Linked DNA regions of Homo sapiens: region 1 is linked to region 2. Evidence: chromatin loops called from intact Hi-C (ENCODE). Cell type or tissue: endothelial cell of umbilical vein. All regions are shown on one strand. Region 1 has its middle 10 kb from the start of L3MBTL3. Region 2 overlaps LAMA2 (laminin subunit alpha 2).

Region 1 (5,000 bases), 520 kb before region 2:
ATCAATAAAATCAGCCAAGAGTTATCTACCTTAAGGGTCTATAAATAAGGTTAAGGAGGTTTGTGAAATACCCAAACTCAATCAGGCATCTCTGTGGAGTTTCAGGAAAGTTGGAAAATGTGTTAGTGTGAAAGATACTGAGTTTCAGTCACTCTTTGAATGGGTTGCCTTCATGGTAGAGTAAAACCATCCTAACTCAAAGGAGCCCTCAGTAAAGCTAGATAATCTACTCATTTGACCCTATCTGACTCCCTCTTCCTTAGCCCAACCAGCTGTTTACCAATCTTGACACCAGAGCTTCCCACAGCCTCACAGTGTTGCCTCTCTATCCCAATGTAAACTACTTCAAGCCAGGTGTGGTGGCTTGAGGCCGTGAGTTCAAGACCAGTCTGGGCAACATAGTGAGACCCCATCTTAAAAAAAAAATAAAATTAGCTGAGCATGGTGGTGCACACCTGCAATCCTAGCTACTCAGGAGGCTGAGGCAGGAGGATCGCTTGAGCCCAGGAGTTCCTAGTTACAGTGAACTGTAATTTCACCACTGCTCTCCAGCCTGGCCAACAGAGTGAGACCCTCTCTATAAAGCAAAAAACAAAAACAAAACAAAAAAACACCAAAAACTGTCAGCTCTTCCTTTCAACTTGCAAAGTCTCTTTCTCTCCTATTCCTGGGGAAAGAATATTCCTATTTCTCCCTGCCCCTCACTATCCCTTGAAATGTGCTCTTGATCACAGCCTATCTCTAGTCCTCCATGAATTTCCATTATTCTCCCAAAATTTTCAGTTGACTATTCTCCACTAGCTTTTTCCTCACAGCCAAAAAATTATGCTCCTATCTTCCAGGTCCTCAAAAAGAAAACCTTTCCTCAAATCTACATCACTTCAAATACTGTACCATAATCTCACCTTTCTTTTGCCGCCAAACTTCATAAACAAGAAGTTTACGCTCACTTTCTTTGTTTCCTTACTTTCTATACATTCCTCAATCCACAGACACTGCTATATGTACTTTCTTCTCTGTAAAGTGTCCAATGACTTCCTAAGTGTCAAATCTAGTGGCCACAGTCTATTTCCTATTTAAGATTTTAGAAGCACTTGACAGTGTTGACTGATCACTTCTTTGAAATGGCCTTCTCATGCAGCGTCTTTGTCAATTCATTGTTCTGGCTGTTCTCTTATTCCTCAAACCCAGTCCCACTTTGTCTTCTCACACGATAGATACTTGTGCTTCCGGAATTAAGTTCCGGTCTTCTGTCATTACAGTCTCTCCTCAGTCAGCTTATTTATGTTCTTCCTCAGCATCGCTTGAAGTCATCTTTGTGTAGAGATGGACTATATTTTTATTCATGAGCATTTAACTGAAATTTACATTGCCGAGTTATTGAGAGATGAGTCCACATGGATATTCCATGTGTTTGAAGACAATGGAATAGTATGGTGTTTTTTGTTTTTTAAAGTTTGAACTTTGCCATTAGGTCTGGGTTGGAATCCTAGTTCCACCCCTTTACTAGATATTAGACAGTAACTTATTCTACATAAACAGAGTATCCTTCCATGTACAATAATCCGTCCTTCACAAGGTCATTATCAAGATTAAGTGAGATAATGCATGTGAGGTACCTAACACATAAGAGCTCAATAAATGGTAGCTATTGTTTTTGCCTGCTTCTTTTTCCTCTGCATTCTTCATCTCAGTTTGTAATGTCACCATGCTCTCAGGCACTGATTTAACAACAACTTCCTCTTCCTGCCGCCCACATCCAGTTGGTCAACAGATCCTATTAACAGTTCCATTATAATCTCTCTACTCCCAGGGAGGCACAATGGCTCACGACTGTAATTCCAGCACTTTGGGAGGCCGTGGTAGGTGGATCACTTGAGCTCAGGAATTCAAGACCAACCTGGGCAACATGGTGAAACCCGGTCTGTACAAAATATACAAAAAAATTAGCTGGGCATAGTGGTGCGTGCCTTTGGTCCCAGCTACTCAGGAGGCTGAGGTGGGGGAATGGCTTGAGAGGCCTAGGTTGCAATGAGCCGAGATCGTGCCATTGTACTCCTACCTGGTGACAGAGCCAGACCCTGACCCTGTCTCAAACAAACAAACAAACAAACAAACAAAAATAAAAATAACTCTACTCCCTCCTGGTACTATTTCCTCTGCCACTGCCCTAGTTTGTCTCCTGCCAAGATTATTACCGTATATTTCTAACTACATCTTCGCCATTACAATTGTATTCCTCAAGTATAGTGTTGGTAATGTTGCTTACCTGCTCCAACCCCTTTTAAATGGTTCCTAATAACTTCAGAAAAACTTTTTCTCCTTGGTATGGTACTTAGTGCCCTGCAACTTCTGGAACAGATCAACCTTTCCATGTGCAGCCCCAACCCATGAGTAAGCCACACCAGGCAAGCCTAGTGCATTGTCATTCTTCTTTCCTTTTGTTCATGTTATTTCCTGAACTTGGAATGCCCTCTTTCTGACCACTCTTGATCTATCCCAATTTCTAGCTCATTTGAAAAGATATTTGTACATTCATGTTCATAGCAGCATTCTTCACAATAGCCAAAAATGGGAACAATCCAGATGTCCACTGATGGATGAATGGATAAACAAAATGCAGTTATATATATCCAGTGAAAACTTTATTATTCACCCTTAAAAAGGAAGGAAACTCTGACACATGCTATAACGCGGATGGACCTTGGCGACATTTCAGTGAAATGGGCCAATCAGAAAAGGACAAATATTGTATGATTCCACTTATATGAGATAACAAGAGTAGTCAAATTCATAAAGACAGAAAGTACAATGGTGTTTGCCAGGGGCTGGAAGCAGAGAGGAATGAAGAGTTATTGTTTAATAGGTCCTGGACTTTCAGTTTTGAAAGATTTAAAAAGTTCCATAGATAGATGGTGATGATGTTTGCATAACAATGTGAATGTACTTACTGCCACTGAACTGTACACTTAAAAATGGTTAAAATGGCAAATTTTATGTCTATTTTTCCACACCTCAAGCAATTTAAAAATTCATCTTTATTGGCATCTATTAAGTACCAGGAACTGTGCTGGGAATTAGGAATACAAAAACAGATAAAATGCTGCCTGTTCTAGTGGGCATATGATTTAAAAGGGCTCAAATTCACCCTTTATATGAAAACTTCAGGTATGCGCACTTGAAATTTAAAGCTTTCTTCTGTCTCTATATCTATTTTAGCACTTGTCACATCCTGCTCTGTATTGTGTCTGGTCCTTGTAAACGTTTGTCTCTCTTTTGAGATAATAAAATACCCTAAGGTCAGGAGCTCTGTCTTATCTATTCATTTTTTAATCTATCAAAGCACTTAATACAGTTCATTGCACATAATGGGAGCTCAATAAATACTTATGGAGTAGAACAGAATGGAATGGAAGTGAACTCCAGCCGTCAGTGATGTTCTGGGCCCAAAATGACACCACCTGATAGACAGTTCTTCCTCAGAATGGTTGTACTGACCAGTGAATGGCATTCGTCAACAAAAAGATCAAAGGAAAGCCTCACTTCAACAACACAACTACATCACTCAATACCAAGTACACAAACATATTGTGGACTCTGTTCATGATCCTCAGTAAACATGACTATCATCTCATATCTGAATTAATTTTCCAAAATTTCAAATTTAAAGCCATGATTTAAGCATGGATGGATGGGTGGGCTTAGGTACCATCCAGCCCACTTACAATCAGAGCTGTGAGCCAACCATTAAGAGTTTTGTGTGAAGAGAAACAGCCACCAATAGTTGGCTTCTGTCTGTGGCCCACTGGAATTTGGAGGATTATATCTCATAGCTGGTTTGACTTTGAGTACATAGCAATAATCAGCACAAATAGCACTTTGAAATCTATACCTTCCTAACCTCTGATAACCCTTTGATTATAAATCATCTAGGTAGCAACAGACATTTAAGCCTGTCCTTTTGAGTGTCAGGGATTTTTCCCCTTATCAAATTGGGATTTTTCTTTTCATTTTCAAGAACAGAGTTCTTTCTTTTGCTTTCTAGATGAGGCATAGGCCCCTGATGCTTAATAATTATAGTTAAACTGTACTGAGTGACTACTGTGTGCCAAGAACCATGCGAAGCATTTTATATGCATTATCTCATGTTTTTTCTTGACAACCCTATGCAGTAGCAAAGTGGCTTTCTTTTGTGTGGGCCTGTCTCAAATCCCTCTCCTTTGTTTTCCTTAAGAACATCACACTTTCCCTTTAGGAGACTTCCTTTCTCCTTCCACATGGTCTTGGGGTCTGTCCATTCTCAAGCTTCCCGACATCAAGGAATGGGCAGGTGATGAGAATGAGGCCAGTTAGAGTCTGTCAGGAAAAATCTTATCCGTGGGATAAGGAACAAGGGTGGATGTAGGCAGATTATTTCAAAGCTCACTCCTCAAAATTCCTCAGTGATACCCTCACGGTCACCCTTGTGCCTATTATCCCTAAGGCCTGATGGTTTAGCTTTTCCTTCAATTCCGTGACATGTCTAATTTTGCTTTTTTTTTCTCTATCTAACATTAGCTAGAATCAGTTTCTTATAAACTATACATCTTCCCAATAAGGCAGTATATAGTTTTCTATCACTATGCAGCAAATTACCACAAAGGTAGCTACTTAATGCACATTTATGATCTTACAGCTTCTACGGGTCCGGGCTCTGGGCATAGCTAAGCTGGGCCCTCTGCTCAGGGCCTCACAAAGTTGCAATCTAGGTGTCAGCCAGGTCTCCTCAGAGGTTTGGAGCCCTCCTGGATGGCGTGAGAAAACCCAAGGTTGTCCCTGAATAAGTGCATTTTCTAGAAGACACAAGATCAATCCCAAAGGGAGGATCATAAATGGTAAAAGAGTAAAGGAGTTCGCAGAAGAGGCTATAATAAAATCTTACCAAAATGAGAGGGTGAGAGACGAAGTCTTCTCAAAGGAAGTGAATAGGATTCTGCTTTACAGAAAAGTGAGGAGTTGCC
Region 2 (5,000 bases):
GGAAACCAACATGGTTGCCTCTGTCATGGTATTATAAGTGTCTTTTATTCATGATTCTGGATATTTCTGTGTTTTCCAACATTTCAACTGAAAATGTACTGTTTTGTAAACAAAATTGAAGATGGAAATATAGGTAAGTCATTCAATGAAGATGTAAGAATAGGTTTAGATAGGTTATATTTCTTTCAATTCTAATATCAGAGTGTACTAGATATCCTGAATAATCTTCCTTCTGAAATGACTCAGAATACTGGGTAAAAATTAGAAAGCAATGGGGATAATATAAACACTTACATGTGTCAGAACTGGGGTGGGCGTAGGAAAGGCTGGGGTGGGAACTGGCTCAGGCTGGATAACTATTTCAGCTGGAGCTGCTCCATCTTCATCTTCACGGAGTTTCTGATGGGCACAGCGACCAATGTCAGCATTTTTGAAGGACACAGGCCTTGCAAAGTCCATGGGGCTAATAGAATGTAATAAATAAGATTTTTTTATTTTCGTTTTTTTGCTTCCTTACAATTAAGCCCAATCCCCGCATGCCTTTTTAAGTCCATTAGTGTGCTTTTCTCAGTCTAAGTTGAAGATCCTCATTGTTTCCCTCCTCCCCTGCATAGCTGTAGACAATGTAGATGCATTGGGACCCCTAATAGCAAGAAATAAAAATAAAAAATTAGTAGTAGTAATGAGGAGATCCACTTACACAGAGTTAATAACAAGATTCCATATGCAGCCTTCAAAAGGAGGAATATTTCTGAGTGGGGAAGGTTGAAATTCAGGTGGAGCACCCCCAACGAAAAGCTTTTTAACTTCGATAGGCTGTTCAACTGTCAGGTTTTGCATGTATCTTCTGTTTTCATCCACTTGAACTGTAAAGATGCTGATAAAATATTAAAAATAAACAAGTATAAGTCACATCTGATTCAATACAGTTGGAAATCAAATTCTTTCCTGCCACCCTTCACCCCTCTCAACCATAGCTTTTAAGGGAGCCAAAATTGGATGCTTAGGAATTCTACACTAAGCAAACGCTGTTCTCAGGATCTCGTTCCATGACTCCCTCGTTCACTCTTCCTGAAAGTTTACTGAAACCAGGTCATGGCGCACTGCAACATTAGCCTCTTGTAGAGCTGACAACAGCGCTGTGCAGCCCAACACATGAGCCTGTGAGAACTGAGGCTTCTGCAGTGTGCAGTAATGTCTAACCGTATAAGGGTTGGCAGGTTTAGCAAAGCATGGGGTCTTCCTTGGGTTGTGCTGGCTATTATCTTCTTGCTAGGGAACAAACCATGCTCCTGAGAGCTTAGATTGCAGGAATCAACAGCAAACACTTAAAGCACCTTTTATAAAGAATGTAGCTGATGGCTTTTGAATAGAAGAGGCAGGCAAGGACACCCTGCTAATTGTTCCTTGCAATGATTTTCCTTAGTGGCTGTTTCATTAATTTTCCTAATTTGCTTATGAGAGAGAACTCACACACTGCTAATTGAGAACCTCATGCTACTTATTTACAACAATCCTTGGATCCCTGGGCCAAGAATCAGAAGGAGACAAAGAGTTCTGATGAAAATGACCAAAGGCATTTTCTCTTTTGTTCCGGAAGCAAGTTTTGAGTTTCGGTCTTAACAGTCATCATGGTGCTATTAGTCATAAGCATTAGTCACTAGCCTGGGGATCATGAATGGATTACTGAAAACTTACTTCATATCTGGAGAGAAAACCGGAGTACTTGGATGGAAACCTCAGTCCTAAAGTACCCTCTTACTTGACTTTATAAAGAAGTAAAACCACATGTAGAACTGGAAAAAACAATAAGCCAGGGTAAAGATGCTCTGAATTGGCACTTTACAAGTAAGATAATTCAAAAGTAAGAGAAAGGGACAAAAAATGGATTTCGCTGTGGCTCAAAAACGTCACTGTTAAGGGGGTGAAGAAGGGACCGGTAAAATTTAGTTTCAAAGAGAAAATAGGGGGAAATGACATACTTTTGAGGTTTCTTTCTTTACCAAACTATGGAAAAATGTGTTGGCAAAACCCAGGAGGTTCAGCTTCCTTGCTAAGAGTGTCGGTGGTTTCCTGAGACGAGAATTTCAGAAAACCACTCACTTCCGGGTATGTGTGACTCACTGAGAAGCCCCTCCCCTACACTCTTTTTCCCCTTTAGCTGAAAGCAGCCTCTTCTTAGCAACATGATATCACAGGGCTTCTAAGGTTTTAATGAAGGATATAAGCCTCTGTTAAAGATTGTCCAAGGAGAGTAAATCTCTGTTCTTGATTAGAATTTTAAAAAGCTAGAGGCCTTCCTCTTTCTGGTGTAGCCTCTCTCTGTAGTGTGGTTCTGCCACAAGGACCATCATAGTGACCCTTATTTTTTTTAAACCAATTCACAGGGTGGTGATGGAGAATGAGTGTGGGCTTTCAGGAGGAACATACTGGAATTAAGTACTAGTGTGGAAGCTTACTAGCTGTGTGACCTTGGGCAAGTTATTTAATCATGCTCAGGTCCATTTCATTCATTTATAAGATGGAGATAAAAATACCTACTTCAAACAGCGGAAAATATTAATTAAGGGATTGCCCTGAGGCTGTATTACTTAAAAAGGGCATTGCTAGAAAACTACAGCTAAATCCTGCTCCTATTTTACCTTTTAGGAACATCAAATCTAGATCATTTCTTTAGTTTTTATTGAGAAGGACATTGCCAATATGTCCATTATGATTCTGGTGTGTTTTCCATTTTTAAAAAGTATTTATTTAACAGCTTTTTACTGAGGCCTGCTATGTGCAAAAAGGTACATTAAACTTTGTATTACTTTAGTATTGTAATAGGTCAGCTTTATTTTTTTTTTTTACAGTTTCAGTGGCTGATTCTTAGAGTTTCATAATTACTTGATTACTTATACCCTATTTCTTATTTGTTTGGAATGTGGGTTTAAGATTTTTTTTAAAACCATATCAGTTGGATTGCATACGTGGAAGAAGATATTAAGAGAAATGTGTCCTAATGTTTGTAATTTACATAATAAATAGAATCTAATCTTTTTTCTGTTTGAACATACTTTGGATGTTAAGAAAGAAAATATTTAGGGTTCAGTGTTAAAATCTTTATCTCATTCTGGAAACCCCAAATGACTCCTAAAATATCTCACCCTACTTCCTGACCTTTAGCCTATTTCTGTACCTGTGTGAAGAAAGCTTTCCCAGAAGAAAAACTCAGTTCAGTTGCTTGTCCTATTTGCTTAAGTAACTACTTCAGGCTCTTAGGGTTTGATGTTTTTGTCCAGTAAGAACTGCTGGCCACCAAGGCGGATGCCAGGAGAAGGATCAGAGGACAAAGCAGATATAGGAGGCAGAGGTCACTGGAGTGCCAAGAAATTAGATACCAAAGTGACTAAAGGGAGATTTTTCCAGATGAAGGGGTGGAAGGGAGAGAGAATGAGGGAGGAGGAGTAAAGAGAGGCAGAGGACAAGGGAGAAGGAGCTTCTTGAGAAGCTTGGCCCCCAGTTTGGTGAAAATCCAATTATTTTGTGAGGCGGTATTAAAGCTATCATTTTGTCCAGGATTTTAGGAAAAGAAATGATGACTGACATGCATAGTCTGAAAATCTGAAAAGTGTTGGGATAATGCAAATATCTCCAAATTAATAATCATACATCATAATCAACATTTAGTAATATAAACCTTTATGGTCACACAAAAATGTAAGAATAATCTATTGGCTGTGCATAGATGGAGGTATTTAAGTCAAATATATCATCTCATTTAATACCTGGTCCTGTTATTTGTAGTACATGATTTTGGGCAGGTTAGTTAATATTTTCTCATCTGTGATGAAAGGATGTTATTACAGATCTCACATACATTCAGAACAATGAAAACAAATCATCTTTGTCTAGTATGTGACACAAATCATGCCATAGAATAGGCATATAAAGCATTAAAAATTTTTTCTGGGTGAAGTTCTCATGGTCACTTGCGATCTCTGGTCAATCAGTTTAATGTGGCACTTGCTTATAGAGTAGATTGCATTTTAACCTTAGAGTGCCGAATGAGCCATTATGGTAGCAAATGTATTACTGTTTTGGCACAGAGTTCAGTGACTACACACTAATATGTCATATATTATCCTGTAATTAACAATGAATGGCAAAACTGTTCGTTTATATGGCCAATTAACTAAATGACTGGTTTCCAGTGATGTACTATATACTGAGCTTAATCAAATAAAGGTTGGATTGATGGTCAACAGCTGTGAAGTTGGCATAATAAAATGCCCTTCTTGAAGAAGCACCTGTTAAAAGGACATAGTGGCATAGTGGTACAATAGTGTAATGCATTTGGGAATTCCAGAATTCTTTCTCAACAAAATAACACATTTTGAGTGATTTCGGTAAACTAATTTCTCAAATCTGCAGTTACTTATTGAAATTCCTTAAAGTTTAAATGTTTTTGTTTTGTTTTGTTTTTTCCGAGTTGGAGTCTTGCTCTGTTGCCCAGGCTGGAGTGCAGTGGTGCGATCTCGGCTCACTGAAACCTCTGTCCCCCTGGTTTAAGCATTTCTCCTGCCTCAGCCTCCAGAGTAGCTGTGATTACAGGCGCCTACCACCATGTCTGGCTAATGTTTTTGCATTTTTAGTAGAGACGGGGTTTCACCATATTGGCCAGGCTGGTCTCGAACTCCTGACCTCATGATCCACCTGCCTTGGCCTCCCAAAGTGCTGGGATTACAGGTGTGAGCCACCACGCCCGGCTAAAGTTTAAATCTTTTAAAAAGTCCTTTCCGCAATGAAAAGGATTAAAGTTTGTCAAAGGGCCTAACATCTAATCTAGAAGACATGTGAAACCAGGATTCTAAAGCATTCTAAGATTCAAATGAGAGCATTCAGTTTGCATTTCTCCTCAGAGACCATGACTACAATATCTGGCTGTTAGATTAGTAAAAGTTCTCAGTTTGTCCAAATAAATGATCCCTCATTTGTCTCGATCATGGTTTCTAAACGTC

Evidence for each region. A loop is a pair of places that touch in the nucleus more often than their neighbours do. Peaks named below come from ENCODE experiments on the same cell type or tissue, not always from the same donor. Only the 100,000 strongest peaks of a DNase experiment are listed, where the experiment ranks them.
Region 1: a loop joins it to region 2, with 9 times the contacts of the local background. A loop is called at or near these places in 5 of 110 quality-filtered maps.

What each region holds. Positions count from the first base shown.
Region 1 is chr6:130,006,090-130,011,089 of GRCh38, reverse strand. No RefSeq gene overlaps it. Among named protein-coding and RNA genes, the nearest start is that of L3MBTL3, 10 kb to the left of the region's middle. In endothelial cell of umbilical vein, no CTCF peak of the experiment used is centred here; DNase peaks (open chromatin) are centred at 1,729 and 2,609; H3K27ac peaks cover 2,681 bases.
Region 2 is chr6:129,487,778-129,492,777 of GRCh38, reverse strand. LAMA2 (laminin subunit alpha 2) reads right to left here. Exons shown (of 65, transcript NM_000426.4): 57 at 701-877; 58 at 295-463. LOC102723409 (a long non-coding RNA gene) reads left to right here. Exons shown (of 8, transcript XR_001743860.2): 8 at 1-296. Among named protein-coding and RNA genes, the nearest start is that of ARHGAP18, 220 kb to the left of the region's middle. RefSeq lists an enhancer at 1,007-2,206. In endothelial cell of umbilical vein, no CTCF peak of the experiment used is centred here; DNase peaks (open chromatin) are centred at 1,677 and 2,117; H3K4me3 peaks cover 301 bases; H3K27ac peaks cover 3,198 bases.